3 separate regions of the Homo sapiens genome follow, and all the other regions are linked to region 2. A link is a loop called in an ENCODE intact Hi-C map of the cell type or tissue named here. Cell type or tissue: PC-3. All regions are shown on one strand. Each heading gives the region's core, and the rest is flanking DNA. Links, peaks and the distances in the headings are about the cores only. Region 1 overlaps ATP8A2 (ATPase phospholipid transporting 8A2). Region 2 overlaps ATP8A2 (ATPase phospholipid transporting 8A2). Region 3 overlaps ATP8A2 (ATPase phospholipid transporting 8A2).

Evidence for each region. A loop is a pair of places that touch in the nucleus more often than their neighbours do. Peaks named below come from ENCODE experiments on the same cell type or tissue, not always from the same donor. Only the 100,000 strongest peaks of a DNase experiment are listed, where the experiment ranks them.
Region 1: it touches region 2 in a loop (2.3-fold over the local background); 11 of 110 quality-filtered maps call a loop at or near these places.
Region 3: a loop joins it to region 2, with 4 times the contacts of the local background. A loop is called at or near these places in 4 of 110 quality-filtered maps.

What each region holds. Positions count from the first base shown.
Region 1 is chr13:25,967,342-25,977,220 of GRCh38, reverse strand. It overlaps ATP8A2 (ATPase phospholipid transporting 8A2), which reads right to left. Exons shown (of 37, transcript NM_016529.6): 35 at 8,542-8,646. It overlaps LOC105370122 (a long non-coding RNA gene), which reads left to right. Exons shown (of 3, transcript XR_941764.3): 2 at 604-674; 3 at 1,472-1,641. Among named protein-coding and RNA genes, the nearest start is that of SHISA2, 80 kb to the left of the region's middle. RefSeq lists enhancers at 1-366, 1,730-2,268, 2,269-2,808. In PC-3, for the core only: no CTCF peak of the experiment used is centred there; no DNase peak of the experiment used is centred there.
Region 2 is chr13:26,017,908-26,027,786 of GRCh38, reverse strand. It overlaps ATP8A2 (ATPase phospholipid transporting 8A2), which reads right to left. Exons shown (of 37, transcript NM_016529.6): 37 at 1,936-7,899. The coding sequence ends at 7,802. Among named protein-coding and RNA genes, the nearest start is that of SHISA2, 29 kb to the left of the region's middle. In PC-3, for the core only: no CTCF peak of the experiment used is centred there; DNase peaks (open chromatin) are centred at 5,036 and 6,096; H3K27ac peaks cover 3,088 bases.
Region 3 is chr13:25,854,009-25,863,887 of GRCh38, reverse strand. ATP8A2 (ATPase phospholipid transporting 8A2) reads right to left here. Exons shown (of 37, transcript NM_016529.6): 31 at 3,632-3,693; 32 at 3,028-3,084; 33 at 1,480-1,587. Among named protein-coding and RNA genes, the nearest start is that of SHISA2, 190 kb to the left of the region's middle. In PC-3, for the core only: no CTCF peak of the experiment used is centred there; DNase peaks (open chromatin) are centred at 2,807 and 4,157; H3K4me3 peaks cover 668 bases; H3K27ac peaks cover 3,986 bases.

The sequences.
Region 1 (9,879 bases), core at 2,818-7,817, 51 kb after region 2:
ATTCAATTAATTTTTTCATAGACCATACTAGGCTCCACGAAGGTGACTGTGGGTGGAAATTGGCTTCTTTAGCAAGGCTTCTCTTTCCTGAGCCATATCAAAATGTGAGCTGCGGCTGGGCACGGTGGTTCATGCCTGTAATCCTAGCACTTTAGGAGGCCGAGGGCAGGGAAGGGGGGTGGGGGTGGGGGTGGATCACAAGGTCAGGAGTTCAAGACCAGCCTGGCCAAGATGGTGAAACCCCGTCTCTACTAAAAATACAAAAATTAGCTGGGCATGGTGGCGGGTGCCTGTAATCCCAGCTACTCAGGAGGCTGAGGCAGAGAATTGCTTGAACCTGGGAGGCAGAGGTTGCAGCGAGCTGAGGTCGCACCACTGCACTCCAGCCTGGGCGATAGAGCAAGATTCTGTCTCAAAAAACAAACAAACAAACAAACAAAATGAGCCGCTTTCACACACTCTTTTCCCTTTATTTGCTCTGAATTTGTCCGCTGGTTTGGCTTCAGCATTTCTTGGGGGGAGGGTATGATTTCTCTGCTTGGTCCAAGTTCTTCCTACATGTAGGGATCTAAAAGACAACAACATGCAACTACAATTCTCTAGCTTCCTTGGATTTTGCACGCAGCTTCACCAGACAGCAGACTGTGACCCTTTTCATCAGACCATGCTAGAAGGTAAGCACCCCTCCTGGTCTCTCTGGGGGCTCCGTGGCTTTCCAGTCTCTCTAATAAAGATGTAATTGCAAATGCAAGCATTTGGGTGGCTCTCCACATCTTGGCTTGGTGGAAAGAGGCCTGAAGTAAGAAGATGCAGGTTTGCCTCTCTTTAGTTGGGTGACACTGAGCAGACGTGACTCCATCTCTCTGAGGCCTCATCGCCTTTTCTGCACATGAGGAAACTTTCATTTGCTGCATGTGGGGATCAGTGTTATGATAAAAAAATAAAGTGGAGCATAATGAATAAGTCCATGGCATTAAAAACCAGGAAGACAGGTCTCAGCATGGCGGCACATCCCTGTAATCCCAGCTACTTGGGAGGCTGAGGCAGGAAGATGGAGTGAGCCCAGAAGTCAAGCCCAGCTTGGGCAACATAATGGGACTCTGTATCTTAAAAACAAAACAAAACAAAACAAAAAAACAAGAGAAAGTTCTCCAGATTCAGAGGAACTTGAGGAACACAGAAACCAAATGCTATGTGTGAACCTTGCCCAGATCCTAACACAAATCAATCAATCCTAAAAGGCAGGGCTGAGGCATCCAGAGAGTCTTTTTATGGACGGGTTGTTTGACTGATACCAAGGAATTATTATTAACTTGTTAGATGTGATCATGGGGACTGGAGTTCTACATTTAATAACATAAACAAGCATGCTGTGTATCACAGATGTTATAAAGTCTCGTGGAATATTTAGAGATGCCTCCTAAAGCATAGGTGGACTGTCGTGATGCCTGGGATTTGCTTTATGTTTCAGGAAAGAAAGACTCTGAGCAGAAGGGGTGAGATGAAGCAGTTCTGGCCGAATCTTGATAATGATTGGACCTGGGCAATGATTTCATAAGAGCTTATTGTGCTCATCTCCCTACTACTATGTATGCTTGAATATTTGAATAATGAAAATAAAACTTCTTTTTTTTTTTTCGAGATGGAGTCTCACTCTGTCCCCCAGGCTGGAGTGCAGTGGCGCGATCTCGGCTCACCGCAAGCTCCGCCTCTCGGGTTCACGCCATTCTCCTGCCTCAGCCTCCTGAGTAGCTGGGACTACAGGTGCCCGCCACCACACCCGGCTAATTTTTTTTTTTGTATTTTTAGTAGAGACGGGATTTCACTGTGTTAGCCAGGATGGATGGTCTCCATCTCCTGACCTCGTGACCTGCCCGCCTTGGCCTCCCAAAGTGCTGGGATTACAGGCGTGAGCCACCGCAACCGGTCGAAAATAAAACTTTTAAAATGAGTGTTTTAAGGGAAGCTCAGGCTGCCATCAGCACAGCAGGGAAGTTGGTGACATCAGAGAGTGTGTCCTGAGGTGGACGGCATTTGTTCCCAGGACAAGGCCTGTCCTGCTGCCCCTGAGTAGCCCACGTGTGGCCCAGTGCTTGGGACACAGTGCAACACCATCGTATAAAACCAGTCAATCAAGAAGAGCCAAGGGTAGCACCAACCACAGAAGGGCACAGCGTGGGGAGGACAGGGGAGGTGGAAGCTGAGGGTCGCACACGTGAGAAGAGAAGCAGAGGCGGAAATCACTGTGGTTCTGGTCTGCACTGGCTCAGCAGGTGGTGGGCTGAGGGCAGAAGGTGGCATGATGAGGCTGTGCTTCACAAAGGATGTCTTCAGCTGTGGGATGGTGGGTGAAGAGGGACAGGCACCACCCCAAGGGACCAGGGGGGATGACTGTGCAGATGCTGGGAAGACGCCGAGACCTGGCACCCAGGGATGCGCAGGACATGAGGGGACAGTGTGGACACTGAGAGCGAGTCTGCAGTGTGGGAAAAATTCATCCCGATGGAGCAGGAGACTCCGAAGGAAGGGCTGGTTCTGGGGAGGAGTGGCAAGGACCGGCATAGACGTTACAGACAGACTGCAGCTCAGATGGACAGGGGTAAGCTGGCGAGAGATCCTGGGGCAGAAGGGACAGCCTGGACTGGGTACACTGTCCTCTTCACAAAGAGGAGCTCCTTGAAGCTGTAATCCAAAGGCTGTCTTGAGGAGACCACCAAGATTCAGAACTCACTACAGTCCCCACCACACCCCCATCCAACATTCACTACGGCCATTCGTCCACACCACTCCCATGTCCCTGGGATTCTGTTAGATTTCTCCCTTTTACCTCAGACTAGGGGGCACACCCCGACGATGCAACTCGGAGAGCCTGCTGCATTCACATCTTCCCCAGGCTTACATGTTAGATGGTAAACACGGCCAGTGAAATGTACTTGTTATGCAGCTTTTCAGTTAGGGGACGCTTCCTGAACATCTACATAGGCTATAGATTTAATCTGCATTATTTATTTAAACCTCAAAGCGAATGTATGATGAGAAAACTGAAGTTCAGAGAAGTTAATAACCCAGCCAAGGCCACACAGCTAAGCTAGAGCCCAGCTCAGGTCATCTGTCTCCGCCGTCTGCACTCGCTTCTCTGCTTCATGACAGAGCTGAGGAAAAAAAATGCAGCTGGAAGGAAAATAAATCTCAACCAGGTGCTGGAAGCAGACATTTGCCACCTGGCCTGGAGAGGTTTGCTGAAAGGATGCCCTAATTTCCTATCCTTTTGGCTGGAAAAAAAGCCAATAATAGGTATTTTAGGAGGAAAGTGTGGGAGAGGTGGGACAAAAGCAAAAGGGAGATGCACCACATGTGCACTGCCAACGGCCAGTACTGTGAAAAAACCGATTTCCTGAAGTGACGCAGTCATTGTTGGAGTCCGGTGCAAAAGGCCTGCATCCCTCCTGCCTCAGGCTGGCTCAGCGACATGCTCAGCCTGGCAGTGGGACTGATTTTGACTTAGAGGTGTGATGATACTAAACAGTTTTTTCAACACTGTTTTAAAGATCAAAGGATTTCCGTTAAAGATCAAAGCATGACAGGTATTTTTGAGTTGAGTACTCACTCAGAATGCATTCGGGAGTTTGTGTTGTTTCATTTTTTTAATACGACTGGTTTTCAAAGGAGCACTCGAGAGCACTGCCTGGAGTGGAGGAACAATCTTTGGTTTGTCTGAAATCTTGCTGCTGTGGTTCAGGCTCTGTTCCTATTTTTCGGCAGAGAGAGCTCCATTAGGATCCCAGGCCACCTGTCCAAGGCTGTGACCAGGGCCCTGCCTGTTTAGAGGCAGCCTGGATGAAATGGAAGCCGCAGAGCAAGAGTCAGGTTTCCCTCCTGAATTCCCTGGCGGTGATGGGCCGTCCAGATTACCCCGGGTCACAGGGCCACGCACAGATGTTCACAGAACACAAAACCGAAGGGAGACGAGGCGACGGCTCGCCAGAAGGTTTAAGACCAGCCACACAGCTACCTTCACCAAAGTCACAGCGTAAGCTACACCCAGGGAAAGCACTTAAGGGGAAGATAATCCACTGCCTTCCTGGCAAAGGCAGGGGCAGCAACCGGGTCTGTTTACCCTTGACAATGGAGAATATCAGCCCTGGGCTCACCCCACCCCACCCCACTCCCACCAACTGGGATGAACAGAGTGAAAGGTGATCTAGAAATAGAACAAGCTCTCCTTGTTTATTCAGGCTATGCATAACTCAAAAACTAGATGTTTTCAACAAATATATTCCCCCTTTTTTTTCTTGCTTGCCATTGTACCTAAAATATTACAGGGCAACCACTTATCTCATTCCAAAAAAAATTAAGGAACAAAAGTCTGTCATCTTACACGCCGTCATCGGTTTATATTGTATCTGTAAAAGTGAGTGGCCACAGATAGATTTTCTTTCACCAGGAAAGAAATTTGCATGGCTTACACTTCAGGAATAAAGAAAGGAAAGATATTACCAAGACATTAAAAAACAAAGAATTTTCTTCCATTTAGCTCCTCATTGTTTAGACACTCAAAATAACGACATGCAGGGTAGACTATTTCATGTGCGGTGCGGGGGGGTTCCTGCTTCCCCAGGTAGGGATTACTGGGAAGACAGTTTGGGAAAAGGTATTCTGATCAACCCCAACAGTCACACGTGTCCAGTGTCTATAAGGCGCACAAACACCACATCGTGAAAAACACTCCTTCAAGAAGAACAAACTAAAATCAAGACAAACATTTTATTCACTCCCTAAAGCACTTTCTTCACTGTGCTTTCTGGATATCTAATTCCCTGATCTCACCCTTTCTCATTATCTGCTTCTTCATGAGAACAGGCTTATTAAAGTATCAATTCCACAGGTTGATTTTGGAAGACAAGATCTACTAATGAGAAAGTGCAGAAGCATGTTCATGAAAATTTAACTTTATCAAAATAGTATAAAAGTATGAGGCTTAGACAAGTTCAATAAAATGTTGGATGAAAATATTTTATTGAATGAATAAAAGGCACAGAGAGAAACTTAGAATCCCTGGCTACCATTTCAAAATTGTAATTGTAAATTTGGTACAAGAGGGTTTTCTAAAAAGATTAATGCATACAGATTTTTTTTGTTCTACTTCCTGTGGTTACATTCCTAAGAAAAACTGCTAGAATATTTGCCAGTGACTTGGACCTGGGTTTTATGACCTGGCAGAATGTCCTTTAAGGGGCCCTAAGCAATGCTGTCAGGACTGAGCTGAGTAAGCCCCTGGGGTTAGGGATGCTGAGGACCCCTGGGGGTGCCCTGGCTTGGCTGGCACAGGAAGGCAGGAGAGGGAGTGGGTTTCAGGGAGGATGGGCTCCTGGCCTGTGCATCTTTGCAAGGGTAAGATTTGCTAATCTTACATCACAGATGCCTCTCCATGTGTGAGTCTATGTTAGCTGTACTCTCAAGCAATGAGATAAACTGCCCCCTCCCTGGAGGCCCGGTGACTGTCAGCATCTCTCTGTGGCCACTTTGTGCACATCCGACACACGAGCTGACACACAGGCACCAGTGTGTCAGCTCATCTGGCACTGAAGTCACCGTCCTTTCCTCACTACCACCTCACTAGACTTTGGTATTGCCAGTCAGTCAGCCAGCAAATATTGACAGAGTTTCCTGTGCGGTTAACAGCTAGAGAGATACACAAATCAGCTGAAAGATCAGATGAGGGTAGGAAAGAAGGAACAGGGAGGGGTGAGAAGAGACAAAAACACTCAGGACCCCTCAAAGAGGTGGGGGTCTATAAGATCTTTAGAAGGGAGGACAGAGCTGAAGACAGACTTCTTAGTCTCTACCCTCCACCCCTCAGGAATCTAAGCAGGTGTGAAAGAAGAAAACAAAGGTTGTAAGAGAACAATTGTGAGGCAGCTTAGGAGGCCAAGCAGGACAGCATAGACTCTGTGCAGAGAGCAGCACGCCACCATTATCCAGTTTGCAGATGGACCACCCAGAAAATCTGTGAGTAATTAGGAGTGAGAAAAACAAATGGGAGGGGGTCACTGAGGAGGATGAGCGGCAGAGCCCCCAAACTGTGTTCTGGCTAGGAATTCCAAAGTGAAGCAAGATGCTGGGACTAGAAGAAAAGGAAAATGGTGCAACCAAACGGGAGTATGCAGGCCCACCCGTGCATGTGTGCGCGCACACGTGCACAGAAACACACACACACACCCCATCATATGAACTACAAAGTGAAATTTACAAGGAACCAGAAAATAAGACTTTCAAATGTAGACGGTAGGAAACCGCATTTAAGCTCTTATTTTCTGATATCCATTTGAACATTTAAAAATGAATTTTGAACAGGATAAGTGAATTTTAAAAATAACATTCATTTATCAACAACAAGCAAAAATGGGCTCACACACTCTTTCAAGGCTGACAGCCCACGACTTCCTTCAATACAATTCAAGGCCGACAGCTCATGACTCTCCTGCCAAAGTGAAGATGAGCAGCTGACCTTTTACACACCTGAGATGGGTCAGGCAATATGCTGCGTTGTACATATTTCACGAACCTTAATCCCCCAAAGAAAATATTAGCCTTCTTCTATGACAGATGAAGAGACAATCTGATCATATGAAATATCCTGCACAAGGCCTCACCGGTAGGTAGCAAAGCCAGAATTCAAACGCAGGTTCTGTATCTCTGCAAAATGCATGTGGCCCTCCAAACTGGGTGGTTGGTCCCTGCACACAGTGTTGGACCTGAGCCTTGGCATGTGCCACTCCCTCTGCCCAAATCAGACTCTCAGCAGTTCTGTCCATTCAAGACCCTCCCATCCTCAAAAGCCTGTTGTTCATCCATCTCCAACATGAAGCCTTTCTTGATTGCTCAAGCCAGATGACCCCTCCCCACATCAGAACAAACACTCTAAAGCACATTCTCACACCACATTATATGTGATGTCGTCCTGTAAAATGTTTGAGAGGAGTTTGAGAGTTTTGCTCTGAAATTCTCATTTTACTTAGAAATTACTTATGCCCCCTCAGCAATCATTGTGTATACTTGATATATAAGGGAGCCTGTAAGTTGTTTCTAAGTATAATAAACTTATTGTCCTTACTAAACTTAACGGTTAAGAGTGATATGCATTTTATAGGGTTTTAAACATTTATTAATTTCATTATGCAATGTTTCCTGCTCCCTAATTTTTGGAGCTTATGAATATGTTTTTTTTCAGGTCTCAAAGAGCACGGTAGGTCCCTGAAACTCTAACAGGTCCTGAGCCTTATGCCTCAGCTGTCTGATGGATAGAACAGCCCTGAACAAGCCTCAACCACGCGTAGTGGTTATATGTACATCTGCGGTAAAATCAGCCCCCATCCCCATGTATTCACAAACTTAAGCTTATGGAAGACAGTGCTTTTTGTCTTGTTGACTGATGATTTTTTACAGTGGCTAGCATAGCTGCTATAAAATGAATGCTTAATAAACTTACTAAAAAATAACTCATAAATAAATACAAAACCACAACTTCAACTCTATGCCATCATCCCTTTTCTAAAATCTGTTTGAAATTGTATTTTGAAAGCCTCTCAAAATGTTTGCATTCTCTTTCTTTAACAAAAAAATTATTTTGTCTTCATTGCTTTAAAAGATGGTACAAATAAACACAATATAAAGCAAAACACAAAGTGGGGACCTCTATAAGTATTTGATTTCTTGATGTTTGTTTCATTAGCAGTTGGTTACTGATTTCCTTCTAAGCATTTATAGGAGAGCTGTACTCAGAATATTATAGATATTCCATGTCCTTAATAGAGCAATGGCTTTCTAGTACCCTGCAAATTGTTCTCAGGCCCAAAGAAATTTCCCTTGATGGTACATAGATTTTAACAGAGTGCACTCTAACAACATTTTAACATCTTGTGTGATGAAACAAAAACTGCACACAGACCCAGCTGTTCCTTGTGGGGAAGGGCAGGCTCATGTTCAGGAGGAATTAGGAGAGCAAGCGGCAGTGTCTGTTCCAGGAGTTCACACGATTCCTTTCACTCCCAGCAGAAAATGTTAGCATTAAAAACTACTCCCCCATTTAGATATGCTGAAGTGGAATGTAACAGGTTTACATGAATAACAACATGCATTATTTCACATGCAAACCTTCACACTGTAGATACTCATCCTTGGGTACAGTACTTGGGTTTGAAATTCAAAGGCCTAGCTTTAACTCCTCTGTGGTAATACTGCTAACTCTGGACTCTTCCACCTTAAGATAATACTGCCACAACATCGATTTTCTGCACATGAGTTGTTTTGCTCACTTCTAAACCCAATAAAACCCCCAGTCTTACCTGGAGACTTCCAGAGATTTAGGTTTCATGTAGTCACTGAGAGTGTGATTTAAATCTGAGAATAACCAAAATTCTTAAGCCTGAGCATACTGTGCTCCCATCGAAAACCAAGATGAGAAAAAGAAATACAGGAAGGAATAAGGGAAAAGGGCCGGGAGCACCTGTGTTCTGTGCGGACTGGGACGGAGTTCCCCACCTCTTTCCATTGCTATCCCGCAGCACCGCTTTTCCCAGGACTCGAGACTTGGTTTCCAGCTCCTGCACCTCCTCCAGCAATGTCTTTTTGCAGGTGTGCTTGGCTCTGTGTTATGAGGAAAAGACAAAACGAACATGGCATAGAGACTTGACACAGCTGGGAAAGACAGGCCGCTCCCCTCTCAGGCCACAGCCAAATGCCCTTTGGTGGAGGCCGAGGCTCGGGAAGTGGTGGAGCTTTCACAGTCTCCATGCATGACCCAGGTTCCATCTCCACAGCCCGGAAGTATCCTGAGTGCTGCAGACCAGACCCGGATCATGCATGTCAAGAGTCACCCCCACCCCGCAAAGAACCGGAAGTCGGCCGAGCAGCCCAGTCACTCAAAGACTGGGTGGGGTTCACGAAGACCCAGGGTCTACCTCTACAGCATTTCTTGTCAGGAACTGAAAACCAAGAAGACACTTTAAACCCTCACCTTAGTGAACAGGCACTGGTTCCCTGGTCCAAGGACCCCAACTGCAGTCAGAGAGCCCAGGGGTTAGCAAGTTTCCTCCCTCCCTCTTTAGCGTGAAAAGAGCCACTGCCACAGCAGCCACGGGGCTTAGGATGCTAGAGTGCATGGTCTGGATGCAAAACCAGAGGCTTGAAACGTGGAGTCAACACAAATCCAGAGTGCAGGTTTCCCATCTTCCTCTGGCAACAACTCACCATTGGAGTCCACACACGCAGGCCTCAGTGACATTAATACAACTTATGAAATAACCCGCAGCCTGGACAGCTCACTCTTCTTGAATGGTAGGAAGAGTTCCCTCTACCCTTTTACTGAGGACACTAAGATGAATACCTCACAATGCTCAAATAATTGGCCAATCTCAGAGTCTTTATAAAATGAAAACTAAACTAAGCTAAAAGTGAGCTACCAGTTGGAAACAATCTAGCTACTAGTTGGAAACAGTCTAGGTGAAAAGACATTTAACCAGATATAGGTTATATAAGAGAAAAAAACTGCAAAGGGAAAAGGCTCAAAAATTAGTAACACACCAGACTGAAAAGCTTTGCATCGGTTTAATTTAAATATAAATACATGTGAGGATCCTGCTATGTACCAGGACCCAAAGACAGAATGAGAACAAAAACTGAGCACCTTTGCCCAGAAATGAAAACGGTGTCATGGGAACATTCTGAAGATGTGGGCTCTTCCTGCAGAATCCTGTACCACCTCACCCACCCTCCACCTTCAAGGAAAGAAAGCCTGTTAAGATAATGTGAGCCATCTCCCGACACTCCGAGTTAATCTATAATGGAGTATTAGCACTGAGACACTGTATATGCCCCTGT
Region 2 (9,879 bases), core at 2,387-7,386:
AGGTGGAAGGGTTTTATTTTTGTCCCCCTCTGGTAATCAAGTTCCAGAGCCTCATCTATAGCCCCAGTTAACATTATCTCCTTGGCATTCCAACCAGCACTGGAGAGTTCCCTCAAAAGACTCACGTGTGGGACAAAATGAGGTGGAAGATATCAGAGGCAGAGGAGCCCCACGTCACATGCCCTGTTGCTCTGCCATACATCCAGGGGTGTCTGATCTTCTGGCTTCCCTGGGCCACACTGGAAGAATTGTCGTGGGCTACACATCAAATACAGTAACACTGGCCAGGTGTGGTGGCTCGCGCCTGTAATCCCAGCACTTTGGGAGGCTGAGGTGGTTGGATTACTTGAGGCCAGGAGTTCAAGACCAGCCTGGCCAACATGGTGAAATCCTGTCTTTACTAAAATACAAAAAATTAGCCAGGTGTGGTGGCGGGCGCCTGTAATCCCAGCTACTCGGGAGGCTGAGGCAGGAGAATCACTTGAACCCGAGAGGCAGAGGTTGCAGTGAGCCAAGATCGTGCCACTGCACTCCAGCCTGGGCGACAAGAGTGAAACTCCGTGTAAAAAAAAAAATTCGTAATATTTTAACAAAGTTTATGAATTTGTGTTGGACTGCATTCAAAGCTGTCCTTGGCTGCAGGTTGGACAAGTTTGCTATACACTTTAACCCCTCACATTACATATGTCTCTTCCATAATAAACATTTTGAAAATAGTAGCAGAAGCTGAATGATTTTTCAGAGTATCCTGAGACTTTTCCGGAGGACATCATTACAAAGAACACTGCTTTAGGCAGAGAGGTTAGGGTCTGCACACTGTTTTCAGCTAATAAGAGCCTCTCAATGGTTCGAGTTTATTCTGCTGAGCATCAGTGAAGAATGACATTTCAAGAAAACCATTGCAGCGGCAAAGGCAGATTTTGTAAAGATATGAACAAGAAATGGCAAAGGTTGGAATTTAACACTTCGCTGTTGATTGTATTAAATCATTTTTATTTTCTCACCATTGGGGAAGAAAAGGCCTGGCCAATGTAGAGCAGGAGATGAAAGCCCTTCCCTGGTGAGCTCTAAACTGTAGAACTCTCTGCCTGCAAGTGAGGCCTCCCGTGTCCTTGCCATGCCTGAGACACAGTCACTGAGGTCAGGACTGCCTTGGGCTGGTCAAATCCAGGTCTGATAGGAACTGGACCATCTGGGAGGAATCAAAGTCCGCTATGGAAAATTGCAATAAATTCAGAGTGCAATTAAGAAGTCTTTTGGGATCCAGGCTCAAGCCTCACCAGAGAACTGTCATCTAACAGGCTGTCTTTCATCCCCAGGTCACACCCTGCTGGGGAAGTAGAGAGCTACCCAAACAAAGCCAGGCAAGGGGCCAACATCTGGGCCCGCCAGCTTCCTCCCACCTTACCCCGGGTGCGAGGAGTCTGCCTTGGCTGAGGCATCACAGAGAACCTGGAGGCAATGGATGCTTACCTGAATGCAACTCCTTGTACCTAGAGAGAAAGGGCAGGGGTGTCTTTCCTCTTTTTAAAGTAACAATGTCATGACTTCCTGCTTTCCAATTGAATTTGAGCTGCCTCCTCAGTTTGTAGCCAAATGAGATGAACTAGAGGGAGGGAAGTAATGGAGGAAGGAGGTCTTGTAAGCACCATTCTTTCCTTTGAGTGACTGAATCCAAACTCTGTGTGGCCCCCTGGACTCTCTTCTAGAAAATGGGGCCTTGCCTCAGAGCAAGGAACATGTGTTCATCTGGAACTCAGACTCTCCTGCGCTCCTGCCAGTGAACACTGTTGCCTGGGCCTCGGCTCTCCAGGCAGTGTATGTGTCCTTGAGCCTGCACATGCTGACAAACCCCTGTGTTACAGGCCGCAGTCCCTGTGGCAGTAAATGCTGATTAGTGGAAAAGAAAATTCCAAAATAAAACAGTCCAATCACTTACTTTAACAAAAGATTTATTTGAAACAGGTTTGCGCAGACATACACCAGTCAACAGGATTGATCAAAGCCACAAATCACTAAATTCTCCCAAAACTTCTAAAAATACAAGTAGATGCCCTCCGTTTGTATTCACTCCAGGAGGGAACCCAGTGCACTGTAATGTGCTGCTGTAATTTAACAACCAGAGGACATTAATAGGACGTGAAAACGGTAACACTTCTAGAGGGAGGCAACAAAAAACCCCACACACCATAGAAGCACCCCCCACGCTGCTGGGAGCCAATTAAACGTGCCCCCACAGCCCTGCTTCCCTCTGCATCACCAGATTAAAACCTCCCCATCACAAACAATATTTAAGCAATCCAGGCACAGATGTGACAGCAGACAGGAGAGCACGTGGCTTTGCTCGCATGAGAAAGACGCCACAAAGATGATGCATTTGAACGACAATTCAGTGACCGGCAGCCCCATCCTGCAGCTGGCCCTGCTGCAGCTGCCTGCGTGGCCCTTGAGAGGGAGGCTCAGAGGGAAGCGGCATTGCACAGGCCTGAACTTGGCCATCTCGGGCAACGGGGGAGAGTGGGGCGGGAGGGGAGAGTAGGAGTTTCAGTACTGACATTGATTTTATCCATGAAAACCCAAAAGTCTTTACTGTGCAGGGAAGGAGAGAAATTCCATGACAGGGCTGGTTTCCTTTTTTTCTTTTCTTCCTTTTTTTTTTTTTTTTTTTTTGTTGTTGTTGGTGTTTATTGATTCACCTATAAACCACATATCAGGCTATCTCTTAAGAATACAACAGACTCCAATCCCATTGGAAGTGAGTTCGCAGCCTGCTCTCTGGGCTCTCTCCCTCTTTCCGGCCTTTTCTCTTTCACACGGAAGAGCTTACCTATAAAAGGCTCTTGATAAGCTCTCTTGACCCCCAAGTTTCCTGGGCAGGGTTATTTGGATAGTGCTATTACTCCAACTTTCTTCTTCCTCTTTCTGTCATAAATCAAAGCCACCTGACACTTTGCGCCCGACTTTTAAAACAAACAGGTCTCCTTTCTTTCTTCAGCCAGGTCACAAGAACTGCCTATGGGCTAATCTTGAGAGCATGTTTTTCTTGGTCTGAGGCCTGGGAGAAAGAGCAGAGTGGATATCTCAAAGGCAACTAGAGCCCGAGATTGTCACTTGAAAATGCGCCAGCCTGGGTGTAAAAAGAATCCCTCTTTTGTCTCTCCTCAGTTGGGAGAGCCGAGGTGTTCCTCAGAGGTTAACACTGGATTATACACGGGGTGCGGCGCGGGGGAGCTCGCCCTTCTTTTCTGCTCCCATTTGTTTGTGGCTTCTGCCCATTCAGATTTATGCTGGCTCAATGCCCTTTTCTCCTCACTCAGGGTTACATCCCAGATTCACAAATCACTCATAGCCAACAAATTAAGAGAGCTTTAAACAGAACATTAGTTACAGACTGGGCATTAAATGAAGATCAGGTAAGGTGAAGGGGAATGTACTGATGGACAACTTGGGATGCTGAGAAAAAAAAATAAATGAAGGGTACAACACATCGAGCGTGCTGGTCTGTTAACACCTTTCAAGAATGCCTAATGATGTCATTATGGGGGTCTTGGGCCCTCACCTCCGAAACCCCTCAAAAACCCTTCTAATAGTCCTTCTTGGCCTTCAGGATGGAAAAATGGCTAGAATGAGGTTAAATCTCCCCGAAGGCTATACTGAGACAGTTAACTGCCTTGAGCCAATGAAGAACCAAAACCAAACCCAACTGATATAGATTTTCTTTTTTTGAAGGGAGGGGGTTTTAACTGTTCCCATTGTGATTATATATGCCCGTATAAACATTTACATGAAGAAAACATTTCTTGAGTGTAACAGGGGATGCCATGTTTTGACTCGACCTGATAAACTCATTTCTTTGCCAAGTTATTATTTCAGGCTCTGCTTAGCCACCATTTCCCTGTTCACATTTTTTTATGGATCCCAGGAGATGAAGACTACATTTCAAATGCTGATGTTAAATCACTCCTTGAATTACTTTGAGACGATGACCCTGGGCAGTAACTCAAACCCTGGCTGAAAAGTGTGCAGTCCTTTCACACGTTCAAAACTAAAGACCACCTTATCCTATAGCAGTGTTTTGCAAACATTCAATTCAGCTATGGTCTAAGACATAAATCCCTTGGAACAGAGGTACCTGATAAAAATGCTTTATGGTTCCAAATGACAAGATTAAAGGTCATTATTATAACAAATGGAAATTACAGACTATAACTTTCTTTTTAAAAAATTCAACCTTAAATCCTGTAATATTTACATACATATGCATTATAAGACATTAGTTACCTAGGCTCTTTCCACCCCCCCGCATTTTTCACTGCTTCTTGACAAGTTATTACTGATTTTCACAGCCAGCTCCCTATAGTGAGACGAACCTGAAGCCTTGTCAAGGGAAAGAAAATGTCAACAGAATTCTCAGCTGAGCTCTCCCAAAGCCCAGGTTCACTTCTCAGGATATTCCTCTACAAGTGTTAAAAGAAACAGCACTCCTCGCCCCAAAGCACGTTTTGTATGGTGTGCCGAACCAAAAGAGTTACCATGTTTTTGTTTTCATGTGTGCATGTGTGTGTTGGGAGATGGGTGAACATAACCCTGGTCAAGAAGCCTGGAATATTCTGCACTGAGGCAGGACAGACACATCAGCTCCACTCCTAAATTATGACCGAGCCCGTTCTGATCAGCACAGAGTATTCATCCAGACTACTCTGCTCTCCTGATACGTGTTTTCCACAGCTACCCTTGCTGGCACGTGTCAGTGTGCAGTGGAAACCCAGAACTAAGCCCACAGTACAACTGGTCTCTTCCTTTTGCAGGGTCATCCAGGAGAAGAGAGACTCAACACAGGACTGGGCTGTCTGTACACAGCAGTAGACCAAGGGTTGGCCTGAGTGGATTCTGCCAGTTTAGCTCAATCCAGAGTCAGGCCCTGGAGCGCTAACCGAGCGTGACCTGCCAGCCCGTGAGTCAGTGAGTGTCTGGCGGAGTGACAAGCCCCATGTGGCATTTTTGCTGAGCTGACAGCCAGCGTATGCAACCTAGTCCAGTCCACCCTGCCCCAGGGGAGGGGTTGTGTGTGACACTCTGACCTCAATTTAAAGATAGGACAAATGACACAGCCCCTGAGTTGGCCCTGGCTAAATATTATACATCACACGTAGTGACAGCTGCTCCTCCTAGAAACCAATTTACAGCCAATTTAGTCATTTGGCTGTAAGAATGCTCAACCACATGAGAGGATAGAAAGGCATCTCTTCTAATGTTTTCTTCTGTGTGCGTCTGTCATCACTGCAAATATTGTTTAGTCTACTTCTCAAGAGAATAGGAAAATACACCTGTATCCTTAAATCCCAGAAAATATGAACTCTAATGTAAGAAACAAAAACCCCAAACAAACACAAACACACACTTAAATACATAATTCTGATTTGGAAGGCTTCAAGTTCAAGACAGAGCTAACTGTTTGACAAAGAATTCAATTTCTAATCCACTCTTTCCAAATAGGCTTAGTTCCCAAATGAGACAAAATATGAATAGTTAAGATGCCTAATGCACATTCAATTCCAGTTTTCGTTTCTCCTCTGTATCTTGGCCATCACCTTTCTGGGTGTGCAAAGAAACCATACACCTTGGTTTGTCGTGTTAGTCATAGGCACATTTTGTGTTAGAGTTCCTGCATGACAGTCCTTCCGTCTTGCTGGGTACTCTGATATTTAAAAATGTTCTATGCACCTTGGGGAGAAAGAAATGGCCCTTTTTGGAGCCTCACCTGTGAATTGCATTGTTCTGCTGCCCCTCAGGCCCTCTCTGCATCCTGGTCACCTCATAAGTGAGGATGAGTTTTCTTAGTCAATGCAGATCATATTTTAAATCATTTCCATGCCCAGTAGGTTGTAGATTTCTGACAAAAAAGGGTTAGGAAGCAAAGTGCACTAAAGTGTTATTTCCTAATTTAGCACAATCATTCCTACAGGGTTGACTCATCCTCCGACTCTAGAGCTAAGAGTGACAGGTGTGCTCCTTCGCTGCACAGTCATGTGATAAATTCATTCATTTCCCCACAGTGAAAATCCAAAACATGCTCTCCACTCCCATTTTTCACCAGTAACAGTTGCCCACAAGTATTTAGGCCATCCAAAAATCTGGTTTGGCAACCAGAGCAGAGAACAGGGCTCCAGGCAGGTTGTTTAGTAAGGGCTCCAGGTGCTCACATTCATGCCTGAAGACATCTAGGTTCTGTTGAGATTTAAGTGTGGGACTCTGCAGTTGGGAAAGTCAGTGATTCCGCTCTTCACTTCCTTGTCTTAGATAATTCAGGATATGCCGTATTCTGATAGGTACCTGTGTCTAACACTGATGGGATACAGAAAGGAAACCATGTCAGTATATTTTTTAAAAAGGTGTTTCCCTGAAATGTTTGGAATTCTTTTCAATTAGAACTGTGTGTGAAGGTCTTGTTTAAGCTCTCATACACACTGGGCTGATCATGACAATTGTCTGGGTCTCAAGGCCTATTTCAGAGTTTCTACTGCAAAGATCTGGTGGCGATTCCTCTGTGTCCTCCTCTCAGTGTCTCCGTGTCCTTCCTTCTCCTTCTGAGGACTTCTGTGGTCGTCTTGTTCTCCCCACTCAATGTCCTATACTCTTGCATCTGGGTTTACTCATCCTCTGACTCTAGAGCTAAGAGCGACAGGTGTGTTCCTTCGCTGTGCAGGCATGTTATAAATTCATTCATTTCCCAACAGTGAAAGTCCAAAATGTGCTCTGAAACAAACGTGGGTTCTAATGTAAGTGGATGCCAAAGGCCCAGCAGTCTGGATGTTGGGAAGGGAGTATTCAGAGCCTGACCACGGCTGGGAGTCCTGAAGGGGTTCTACCACCACTCTGACCTGTGGGGTGGCCCCATGTCAGACAGAGGCAGAGAGACGTTTAGAATATATGCAGAAAGGCTATGTTTCTTTTCTTTCTTTACAGAACGAGAAGGGCGGTGGAAGAAGGAATTTTTCGCATCTGTATCTGAGTCTGCAGTGGAACAAGGAAAGGCGCGGGTTTGGGTTGGCTGCCCATCGGCCGCCATGCACTGAGTGGTGTGGCCAGCCATGCAGCAGGTGTGGGGGTGAGGGGCGCCTGGACACGGCGGCAGGACTGGGCCGAGTGCACCTGGAGAGGGTGCGGAAGACTCTTCCAGGGCATCAGTTGGTTTGCCCTGCTGGAAATGTGGCTAAGAGGTTCAAATAAATGTTCTCAGGTTGACCACCCCGATAGAGAATTTTGTGATTTCACTGCAATCAAGAAGTTTATGCCAATTTTACACACAAAACAGGAATCAAAGCAGGAGAGCAACCTGCCTACAGTGAAGTCTGCATGTGGCCCGTTGGACTTAACCTCTGAGTTAACTCAACAGGAAGCAAGTGTGCCCTGCTCCAATTACACAGGATGGGCCTCTCACGCAACATAAAACTCCTTTCCCTTTCTCCCAGGACAACTAGTACTGATGTTTAAATATTGGTGAAACATAATGTTTTTAATTTCACACCTCACAGAGCACAGTTGAATGCTTCATAACGACATAAACAAAAGTTAGGCTAAGCACTGCAGACGAGTTGGGAGGGCAAAGATAGCTTCCCCTGTGGTCTGCACTCCAGGTTTGCGAGGGAATATGTAACTAACAAACTGCTTGGCTAAGGCCACAGAAATGTGTTTCCTGGTGTTTTGGCTGCTGACGCCAGTCTTCTCTGACAAAGATGTGTTAACACTGGGTGCAACAAACTGAATCTCTTTCCTAAGATCAGTCAGGAAAATTCATGTCTTATTTCTTCCTGGATTTCTTTTTGGTGGTGTCATAAGCACGGATGACTTCTTCCTGACTAACAGCTCCGTGTTCTTCTTGAGAAAAAGCATACCCATCTGAAAGTGAAGCACACAGGAGAAACTGGTTAACAGGAGAATTGGGGGAGCACACTAGGTTTAAAATAAGCTGCTTTTTTTTGGCAGCGTGCGGGTGAGTGCGACATCTGGCCTCCTTAGCCTTGGATAGGTGGAGGCTTGAGATGAAGAAACCTGTGGCCATAGAGGGGCCGTGGCGGCCGTGTGCAGGCTAACTGGGGTCCCATGGTTCTAGCTGCTGATGCTGGGAAGGGAAAGCCTCTGAGGGTAGGTTTCCTATTTCTAGGGGGCTGCGGCTGAGCTCAGTGTGGGAATCACACACAGTGGGTCACTGGTCCCCGACTCCACTTTCCCACTGCCAATTAAGAAAAAACACTCCTGTCTGCCTGATGCTGTAGGGCAGCCAGCTAATTTATGAAGCTGTAAACATGCCAGGGAAACACACACACAACACTAATAGTGCAAGCTGGCAAAATGCACGTGATACCTGGAGCCTTCCTGTTTATTTATTTGAGACAGAGTCTTGCTCTGCCGCCTAGGCTGGAGTGCAGTGGCGCGATCCCAGCTCACTGCAACTTCTGCCTCCAGGGTTCAAGCAATTCTCCTGCTTCAGCCTCTTGAGTAGCTAGGGCTACAGGCATGCACCACCACGCCCAGCTATTTTTTTTTGTATTTTTAGTAGAGACGGGGTTTCACCATGTTGGCCAGGCTGGTCTCAAACTCCTGACCTCAAGCAATCTGTCCACCTTGGCCTCCCAAAGTGCTGGGATTACAGGCCTGAGCCACCACACCCAGCCCTGTTTTTAAATCAGACTGATCTGGACTGGTAATAAGTAATCAAAGTAGGGTTGTTTCCATGTAAAGAAAAAGGTTACACAATAAACTCAAAAGGAATTTAGTGATTGATTGGACCTGTGGCCATACAAAGACTATTCTTACACAATCAGTTCATATACTATTAATAAAATAAATAATAGCCAAGACTCATTAAATGCCATGTGTCTAAGACACTGTGCTATAAAATAAAGCTCATTTAATCCTCCCAGAAACCCTATGAGATAGGGGATTATACTCCTCCCACTTCACAGATGAGAAAACTGAGGCACAGAGATTTTTGTGACCTGCCCAAGGTCACAGACCTCGTGAGTGGCAGAGCTGGGAAGCAAACCCAGGGTCCACACTCTAGAGCTGAGAACCAGCTTTAGTGTTCACAAGCCCAGAGTGGGGCTTTTCTTCCAACTGGCCCTTCCCACAGAAAGACATTTATAAGGCCTGCTCTCCATTGGCTAACCCTTCTGTGTCAGGGGTCTGGAAAAGTCCCACAGCTCAATTAGACATTCTGGCCAAAAGACAACACAATAAAAAAACCTGACAATCTTGAATTCCATCCATGCATGCGTACAACTTATCAGGGGAGCTGTGAGTTCACTGTCATACTCTTTAAAAGGAGAAAAGAAGTCGAAAAGGGTGCCCATGAATCAGTTCCTGGACTGCCTGTTAATTTCCTGAGGCATCTGGCTTAAAAAGGAAATTTCTAGAGTATCAAGACATACAGTAACAAGACAGAAGAGTCCTCGTGGGATGGAGAAGAGGAGGAGACTTTAAAAGAAGACACTCAGGCTGTTTTCTTACTCTGTGTGTTCCCATAACTGAGAGTCCCGGTCCTGGGCTGGCTTCCTGGCTCTTCCAGAGAGCATGCCTTCTGGCCACTGCCTGAGAATCCCAAAGGCTCAGGGGGGTTATCGGGGGAGGCAAGGGCTTGTCTGCAGAGGTGGCCTGAGAGTTGACTGAGGACATGGGCTGAGCAGCAGGGAGGAGGGCCCAGACCAGTGAGGCCACAGGAGGAAGAGACAGTGGGCGGGAGAGAAGGTGATACAAGCTGAGCCAGGGTGAACAGAACAGAAGAGAACAGAACAGAGAGGAATCTTCCACAGGGGGCTTTTGTCTACTTGCTCACCTCCATTTCTAGCAAAACAAAACCTACAAACCAAAAATTCCCAC
Region 3 (9,879 bases), core at 1,744-6,743, 160 kb after region 2:
AAAAACTGAAAAGCATGTTATATGTTTGTCCTCTTTCCTCACAGAAAGCAAAGATGCACTAGAGGACATGCAAGCCCACTCCTATAGGACAGGTCCGTCCTGCTCAGCACCCACACTCAGTGGAGGTCTCAGACGACCTGGGCTATTAGCTGACAGAGCTACCAGGTGAAATGGCAAGTAATGCTACCCTGGGCTATCTCACGAGAAACAGTTGCTAGACATGGTCCAGACTTGGATAGACCCAGGAGGTTTTGCTCATTTCTACAGAGTAAGTAAAGCAGAGATAGCAGCCAGGTGTGCCATGAACAGGCCTGGCCCTAAAGTATGTATCCTGGGGCAGGAACACCAATGAAAGCCTGACCCACAGTTCCCATCCCACCCTGGGTTCTGTGCCCCTGCACAAGCATCCTGCAAATGTGGGCGGGAACATCGGTGCAAACATCATCTACTCAGTGCACACCCTTGAAAACAGCTGCCCCTTTGGCCCAGTGTGCACACTGGCCTAGATATGGAGAGAGGACCAGGCAGGCCTGGGCAGGAGGCTTTTGGCTGTTTGGGAAGGAAACAAGGGGTCCTGGGAGCCCAGAGAATAGATTACAAGTGGGAAGATGGACTCTGTGCATCATAGCTTTTCACTCCGTGCCGAGGAACACACCCAGCCACAGAAGGCCAGAGCAGAGGTCCTTAAAGTACAGGGCCCAGCAGCCTCTTGGGGTTTAAGGGCAGTGCTGGATGTGGGCAACTCCAGGGTGGGGTCTCTGGGGTGGGCTTGGAGACCTGGGCCTGCACAGCTTCCTTGGTAAACTGAGGAGGTGTGTACCAGAGGACTGTCAGCTCATTCCTCTCCACACCCAATACTGTGGGATTCTAGGATACAGTTTGTCACTGTTGATGGCTCAATCTTATGCACTGGACAAAGATAATATGAAGGAAAAAATAAAAAACATTCAAATGAGTGTAAAGGTCTTCAATCTCAGCCTCTCTAGTTCAAAGAGATGAACAATGAGAGATTCTGGTTTATCAATGATCTGGTTCATAGAGCTGTTAGATTCATCTGTCACAGGTGACCCAGCAGAGTATAACAACAAACCAGAGTACAACATCAAAACTGTAATCAACATAATCAATGGATTAGGAACCATTCAAAATAGCTCCAGTTTTCCAACTGTACATATTGGTACTGTGTGTAATTAACACATAATTTATTATGGAAATGTGGGCATGCCAATAAGCCGGAGGATTTAAGTTGACAGTTTTCATAATACTTGAAACTTCAAATGCCTTTTCTGTGGACTGGATGACCTCTTCCAGGTGCTTTGGTTTGGTTTATCTCCTGATAGATTCTGATGGAAGCAGGAAGGACCAGCCTCTCCTGAAGCTCATCGTGGCTGTAAGACACACAGTGCCTGCTCACCCGCCCATGGAGAAACATTGCTGTCACAAGACACAGAAGACACACTCCCAATCAGGAGTACTTACCTGTCCTCTCATATCTGGAGCAATGGGAATGGTGGGCCAGATGGTCGAGTAGATGCCAAAAAACACCAGCCAGGTCAGCATGCTTCCCCAGACAGCCAGATGACTGAACTGCAGAGGGAAATAGACACTCAGACAGGCTTCTCGACCAGCCTGGCAGATTCACCCCAACTCCACTTGCTGCAGAATCCTTGCATCCAAGCTACCTTTCCTTATGGAAAGACTTTGATGACTCACCAGTTAATGGGAAGTTCAATCTTTCTAATTCCCATGTCTCAGAATTTTTAACAATGAATTCAAGTAATGAATGGCCCCAAAGTACCCTGAAGATGAAGGTGCTTTTGCTGTCACAGGTGACCTTACTCTAAGATTTCTCCCATAGTAACAGCGGGCCCCTCTCAGTTCATAGCAAGTGTTTGCTCCAACCTGCGGCTGTATACAACAAGGACTCATTAATCTGGTAACAGAGTGGCTGAACAGACAAAATAAATAAGATGTTTTTATTTATCATTTCAAGACTTTGTTCCATTCCTTTAGCCAAGAGTTTTTTATTTTTAAATCTGAAATGGATATTGCCTCTTAACAATGCCCCTTTAAGCATCTACTGCGTTGTTCATTTTTTCTTCTTTGTCCTCTTAATGTGATGATCCTTGACTTCTTTCTCTCTTCACACCCCACAATCTAATCCATGTGCAAGCTCTGTTAGCTTTTAGAAAGATAAAATGAATCCAGACTCCGACCACTTCTCACTACCTCCTCCTCTAACATCGTAAGCAAAGTCATCATCACCTCTGACCCGGATTAATTGCCACTGTCTCTTAGGGGATTCCCTGATTCCTCACTGACCTTCCACCCCATCCCCATTTTTCTTAGCAGAGCATTTAAACAGCAGCCAGGTCATGACACTATGAGAGACACACATGAAGCTTTAGTTATAATCTTTAAATGCTGGAAATAACCAAAATGTCTAAAATAAGAGAGTGATGAAGTAAATGGTGGGACATCTGTAAAACGTAATACTCTTTAATCAAGAACAATAACTTTGTTGACTTGTATTTTAAGTCACAGAAAATGTGCCTAATATATATTTAAATTAAAAGGGATTACAAAGTCCTATGTTTTATAATGCATCATCTTATTAAAAAATACACACACATGCAGACATAGAACGAAGTCCGGAAGGTTCCACAGGAAAGCATTAACAGTGACTGTCTCTTGGTGGTAAAATTATGGACATTAAATGTTTTTTGTCCTTCTATATTTTCCATATATGTGTGTGTATAATATGGTTTTTGTTTTTACAATGAGCAAATACATTTGAAGTGAGATGACTGTTAATAGCTTAGAGCTGTATTACGTGCCAAGCAAATGAATCACCAAGAGACTTTGGATTGCAAATTTACCCTGATCAAGATCAAACCACAATTTTTACACAGAAAATCTGAAAGAAGATAGCCAGATATTGCTTATGGTTTCCCCAAGGCTTAAAAAGAAATCCTAGCATGAAAAATATCTATACTGAACAGAGAAACAATTCTAGAGAAAACTTACTTTAGTCCAAGCTGTGGTCTCCAAACCAGCTTTCAGACAAACAGTAACAACAACATACTGTGAAAATAAAAGACAGTTTGGAAACACATTATTCTCAATGAGTTATTTTCACTTTCCATGAGAAATCCCATCTCTCCACTCCAGAACTAGCTTCCCCAAGGCAGCTCCGGTTTGAAAGCACCAGCCATGTCAGTAGCTAATTCTCTAAGGGTTATTTTCAGGGGACATACAGGCAGATTCACTTCCAGAAGAGCTTTCATTCTAGTAACAGTCTTTCTCATAAATAATAGTTTTGCCCTTTTCTTAGCTTGGGAGATACCACCTTCCTGAGTGTTGTTTTCCTTTGCAGGTAGGTGTAAAATGGTCATTTGAAGAATGGGGAAATCTGTTAACCACCTGCCCAGAAACCTTCACTTGGCATAACCTTCAGAAACGATGATGTAAGCATTTCACAACCATTCTGAACTTTGAAGGATATATAAAATACATTTTGAAGATTTGAAATAAATAATAATAATGAGGAAGGCCCTTTTTAAGGGTTTAGAGAAGTGCAAGCCACACATAAGCTGTTTAAGAATGGCTTAATAAACAGAGATAAACTTACTGTGTAAACAATATTTCCAACAAATAAATAGTCGGTAGCATGACCACTTGTCAACACAGTATCTGAAAAACAAAGAAGTTACTATTAACATCCAAGAAGCTGAGCATGGCCACCTATTTAACTCAGAGCATTAAACAGGGAACTTTAGGAACATCAATCAACTCACAGAGTATTTCAAAATCCCATCCTGTGACTCTAATGCTTACTTCTCTTTCTAATGATGAACTTTTTCATCTTATATTCTCTCCAAATGAAGCAAATAAAGTCAAGCTTCCAACCAACCAACCAACCAAACGCTTGATCTGCACTGAAATTTACATTTTTGTAAACATTAAAATTTATCTTTGTCCAGTTTGTTTTAAAAAAAGGAGTAAGAACATACTCATCTATCTTTATTAAGTGCCATCGATGTTGGGGCTTTTTCCAGGTATTCTTTATGATTCATCTTTACATTTTGCTAAATTGGAATTATGGACCAATAAAAAGATAACTACATGCATATTAAACCAATTCATCATGACTGAACTTGGAAAGAATTTTGGGGGTATTTATTACTCATGTTCTCATCTGCAACTGTATGAGCTTCCGGAGTCTATCACCTGGGGGAACGCAAGCACTCCAATGACAGAAGTTTAGAAAATAGAAGAAGGATTTTAAGCCTCAGTTTTCCTATATTTTCCTTTTTTTTTTTTTCTTTTCAAGGATGGCTATGACTATAACAACCACTAAGGCAGAATGCTAATAGAGTTGTTTCATCATCTCCGCTACACCTGCACAGAGAAGTCTGTTTTTTATCCTGAGTGGTCAGAGCCTATTTTAATATCAGGCTTAGTTTCCTTGGATGACACTGCCAACCTTCCTTTATTCTTATTTCTTTCAACTTCTTCCAACTTTTGTTTTAGATTTTGGGGTACATGCGCAGGTTTGTTACAAAGGTATACTGTGTGATGCTGAGGTCTGGAGTACAAATGACTCTGACACCCAGGTAGTAAGCATAGTACCCAATGGGTAGTGTTTTTTTTTGTTTTTGTTTTGTTTTGTTTTGTTTTGTTTTTGAGACAGAGTCTCGGTCTGTCGCCCAGGCTGGAATGCAGTGGTACAATCTCGGGTCACTGCAACCTCTGCCTCCTGGATTCAAGCAATTCTCTGCCTCAGCCTCCCAAGTAGCTGGGATTACAGGTGCCCGCCACCATGCCTGGCTAATTTTTGTATTTTTAGTAGAGACAGGGTTTTACCATCTTAACCAGGCTGGTCTCGAACTCCTGACCTCATGATCCACCCGCCTCAGGCTCCCAAAGTGCTGGGATTACAGGCGTGAGCCACCGTGCCTGGCATCCCAATGGGTAGTTTTTCAAGCCTTTCCTCTCTCCCTCTCTTGTCAAGTTCTCCGGCATCTATTGTTCTCTTCTTTATGTTCATGTGTACTCAATGTTGAGTTCTGACTTATAAGAGACAACATGTGGCATTTGGTTTTATTCTTTTTTTATACTCAGTTCTGGTCTGTGGCCCGCAGGCTGGGTAGATAAGGATGCTTGTGTTCAAATTTCCAACCAGTAGCTGCTATACATACATATCTGGGCTCGCAGATTTTCCCAATGCTTGTTGAACAATCCCACTCTTATTAGAGAATCAATATCTATTTATTTTCCTAAAACAGCATAATGATGGAGTCATAAGTGGAACTGCAGAAGCATGGGTCTCCGAATCCAGCCCCTGGGCACACACAGTCTCCCGATTCCAGCCAGGTAAATCTGTGGATAAGGGAAGATGAACCAGGAAAGCAACATCACGGGCTGCACTAAACGGAGGCCCCGCTGCTGGGTAAAGTAAGAGTTATATCGGGAGAACGGGGCGAGACATGGCCACTGACTTAAAAAGGAACGGTCTCAAAGCTTAGGGGAGAGGGGACAAGGACAGACTGGAGCTTAGGCATGACTTCATTAAAAGGGAAGGAAGGGAGCAAGTTAAAAAAGTAAAAGAAAGGCTGAATTAATCCCAAGAAGGCAACATGCTGATGTATTAGCAAATAGTTACTCAAAATTGTAGGAGTTCACTTTTCAGGAACTGGCCTTAAGACTGTTTTACTAACAGGTGCAACACTTTTAAATGCCTGCCTCAATGAAGAAATACTTCAGTTTAGTATGGAGACCATCTCTTTGATTCTAACATAGATTATAGCCTTGAAATGAATAAGATTCTTCTTTTATGTACTCAACAAATATTTACTTACAGCCTATTTTATGCCAGGCACTATTATGAAAACCGGGAAGAGAAGGTCCCTGTTTTTATACAGCTTGTGGTCTAGTGAGGAGACAGGACATAAAACCTTAAACAGATACACGATAAAATGTCAGGTGTAATAAGTGCTATGAAGAAATACATTAGCTGCTGGGTGCGGCGGCTCACACCTGTAATCCCAGCACTTTGGAAGGCCAAGGTGGGTGGATCACCTGAGGTCAGGAGTTCAAGACCAGCCTGGCCAACATGGTGAAACCCTGTCTCTACTAAAAAAACAAAAATTAACTGGGCATGATGGCACCTGCCTGAATTGCCAGCTACTCAGGAGGCTGAGGCAGGAGAATCACTTGAACCTGGGAGGTGAAGGTTGCAGTGAGTGATCATGCCACTGCACTCCAGCCTGGGCAACAGAGTGAGACTCTGCCTCAAAAAAAAAAAAAAAAAAAAAGGAAAAAAAAGAAAAGAAAAGAAACATATTAGCCAAGTGTGGTGGTGCTCGCCTGTGGTCCCAGCTACTTGGGAGGCTTGCGGTGGGAGGATTGCTTGAGCTCCGGAGTTTGAGGCTGCAGTGAGCCATGACTGCAACAGTGCACTCCAGCCTGGGTGACAGTGTAAGACCCTGTCTTAATAAAAAATAAGAATAAAACACAGGAGCTATAAGGTAGAGTAATAGCATGGCTATTTTAGATAGGGAGCTCTGGAACAATCTTTCTGAGGAGGTGACATTTGAGCAGATCTGAATGGTACGAGGGAGAGAGTTAAATGGGGATCTACAGGGTGAGTGTTCCAGACAGAGGAGAGAAACTGTGCAGAGTCTGAATGCAGACAGCACTTGATGAGCTCAAGGATCATTACGAAGACCAGTGGGGCTGCAGGCACTGGGAGAAGGAAAAGGAGAAGGCAGACAGTCAAAGGGGCAGACAAATGTGGACCACAGCAAAGAGCTTGGATTTCTTTGTTAATTGTAATAGGTAACCACTGGAAGATTCAGAGCTGGGAATGAAATGGAATAAGTTACATTCTTAAAGGAATAGTCCAGCTTTTATGGGAGAATGGACCATAGATAACCATAAATAGGATAATAATAAATGCAAAGCCAGCTTAGAAATGACTGTAGCAGTCTATCTAAGAGGATGATACTAGTCGTGTTATAACTGTGCAGCCCAATATGGTAATCACCAGCTGCATTTAGTTGTTTACATTTAAATTAATTAAAATAAAATACAATACAAACTTCATTCCTACCTGGGGCTGGGGAGGAAGGGGAGAAGGAGGAGTTATTGCTTAATGAGCACAGAGTTTCAGTTTGGGGTGATGAAAATTTTTGGAAAAACATAGTGGTGATGGTTGCATAACATTCTGTAATTAATGTCTCTGAATTGTATGCTTAAAATGTTAAAATGGAAAAGATGATGTTTTTAACATAATAAAAATTTTTAAAAATGGATCATAGAAACAAAGCTATAAAATCATTTTTAATTGATGTAAATTTAAGGGGTGCAAGTGCAATTTTGTTACATGAATATATGGGAGTGAAGTCTAGGCTTTTAGTGTCTCCATCACCTGAACAATGTGCATTGTATCTATTAAAGAATTTCTCATCACCCTTTCCCTTCCCACCCTCTCACCCTTCTGAGTCTCCAGTGTCTATCATGCCACACTCCATGTCCATGTGTACACGTTACTTAGCTACCACTTATAAGTGAGGCCATGCAGTATTTGACTTTTTGTTTTTGAGTTGTAAAACTATAAAACTCTTATGATAAAACATAGCGATGAATCTTTATCACCTTGGATCTGGCAATGGTTTCTTAGATATGGCACCAAAAGCACAGTGAGGAAAGAAAAATGTAGATGAACTGGACTTCTTCAAAATTAGAAACTCTTGTGCTTCAAAGGACAACACTAGGAAAGTAAAAAGACAACCTGAAAAATGGAAAAAAGTACTTGCAAATTATGTATCTGAAACCTGTATCCAAAATGCACAAAGAGCTCTTACAACTCAACAGTAAAAAGGCCACCCAAAAAATTTAAAAATAGGCAAAGGATCTGAATAGACAGTTTTGCAAAGAAGATATCAAAATGGCCAGTAAGTGCATGAAGAACAGCAAAACATCATTAGCCATCAAAGAAATATAAAATCAAAACCACAATGAGATACCACTTAACACCCACCGGGGTGCCTACAGAAAAACAGACAATAACAAGATGTGGAGAAATTAGATCTTTCATACACTGCTGGTGGGAAAGTAAAACGGTGCAAACCCTGGAAAACTGTGAGGCAGTTCCTCAGAGCGTTATGTACAGTTACCATGTGACCTAGCCATTGTACTCCTAGGTACACATCCAAGAGAAATGAAAACATATGAATGAAACCCACAAAGCCTTGTACTTAAAAGCTATAGCACCATTATTATAATTATTCATAATAGCTTAAAATAATGAATAGCATTATTCATTATTCACAATAGCCTATTTATAACCCAAATGTCCATCCACTGTGAAATGGTAAAATGTGGTATATCAATATGATAGAACACCATTATTAGGCAATAAAAAGGAATGAAGTACTGATACATGCTACAACATGGATGAACCTTGAAAACCTTATGCTAAGTGAAGAAGCCAGACACCAAAGGCCACATATTCCATCTCTATGGAATGTCCAGAAATGGGCACATCTACAGAGACAGACAGTAGATCAGTGGTTTCCAGGTACTGGAGGTGCTTGGGAGAAATGGGGAGTGACTCTTTTTTTTTTTTTTTTTGAGATGGAGTCTTACTCTGTCGCCCAGGCTGGAGTGCAATGGCTTGATCTCTGCTCACTGCAATCTCTGCCTCCTGGGTTCAAGCGATTCTCTTGCTTCAGCCTCCCAAGTAGCTGGGATTACAGGCATGCGCCACCACACCCAGCTGATTTTTGTATTTTTAGTAGAGACGGGGTTTCACCATGTTGGTCAGGCTGGTCTCGAACTCCTGACCTCAGGTGATCCACCTGCCTTAGCCTCCCAAAGTGCTGGGATTACAGGCATGAGCCACCGTGCCCGGCCAGGAGTGATTCTTAATGAATATAGGGTTTCTTTTGGGGGTGATAAAAATGTTCTATAATGTATTGTGATGATGGCTGTACAACTCTGTGAATATATTAAAAACCATAGAATTGCATACTTTCAATGAATTAGATGGTATATGAGTTATAGCCCAATAAAGCTGCTATAAAAACTTCAGTTCCTCAGTCATTTTAAATTCACAATAGCCACATGTGGCTAATGGCGACTGTATTGGGCAGTACAGATACAGAACATTTCCATCCTCACAGAAAGTGCTATTGAACAATGCAGGCCCAGAGTGGCTTGGACAGAAGCCACTTGGAAATATTTTGAAGGTGGAAATGACAGCATTTGGCCAGGCACAGTGGCCCACACCTGCAATCCCAGCACTTAGGAGGCTGAGGCAGGAGGACTGCTTGAGCCCAGGAGTTTGAGACCAGCCTGGGTAACCCTATCTCTATGAACAAATTTTTTAAAAACTAGCCAGGTATGCTGGTGCATGCCTGTAGTTCCAGCTATGTGGGAGGATTCCTTAAGCCCAGGAAGTTGAAGCTGCAGTGAGCTATGATCACACCACTGCACTCCAGCCTGGGTGACAGAGCAAGACCCTGTCTCTTATAAAAACAAACAAACAAACAAAATTTTCTTATGATTTGGATGTAGGGTAGAAAAGAATGTGAGGAATCAAGAAAGTTTTTGGCTGGAGTATGTAGATAAACAGCGGTGTTTGGGATGGAGAAGACTGGTTCTGGTCATATGAATACAGGAAGACATATGAAAACTTGGTACCAAATGATTCATATTTTAAGTTCACGAGAGGAAGAAAAGACAGCAATGAAACATGACCATATTCCAAAACAAAGAAAACATGAGGTGGAGAGAAGGGAACTAGGGTTAGTGGAGGCAGTCCCCGTAATAAGAGTTACAAAACCCAATAACAGCCCTGCTCTCTGTTCCAGC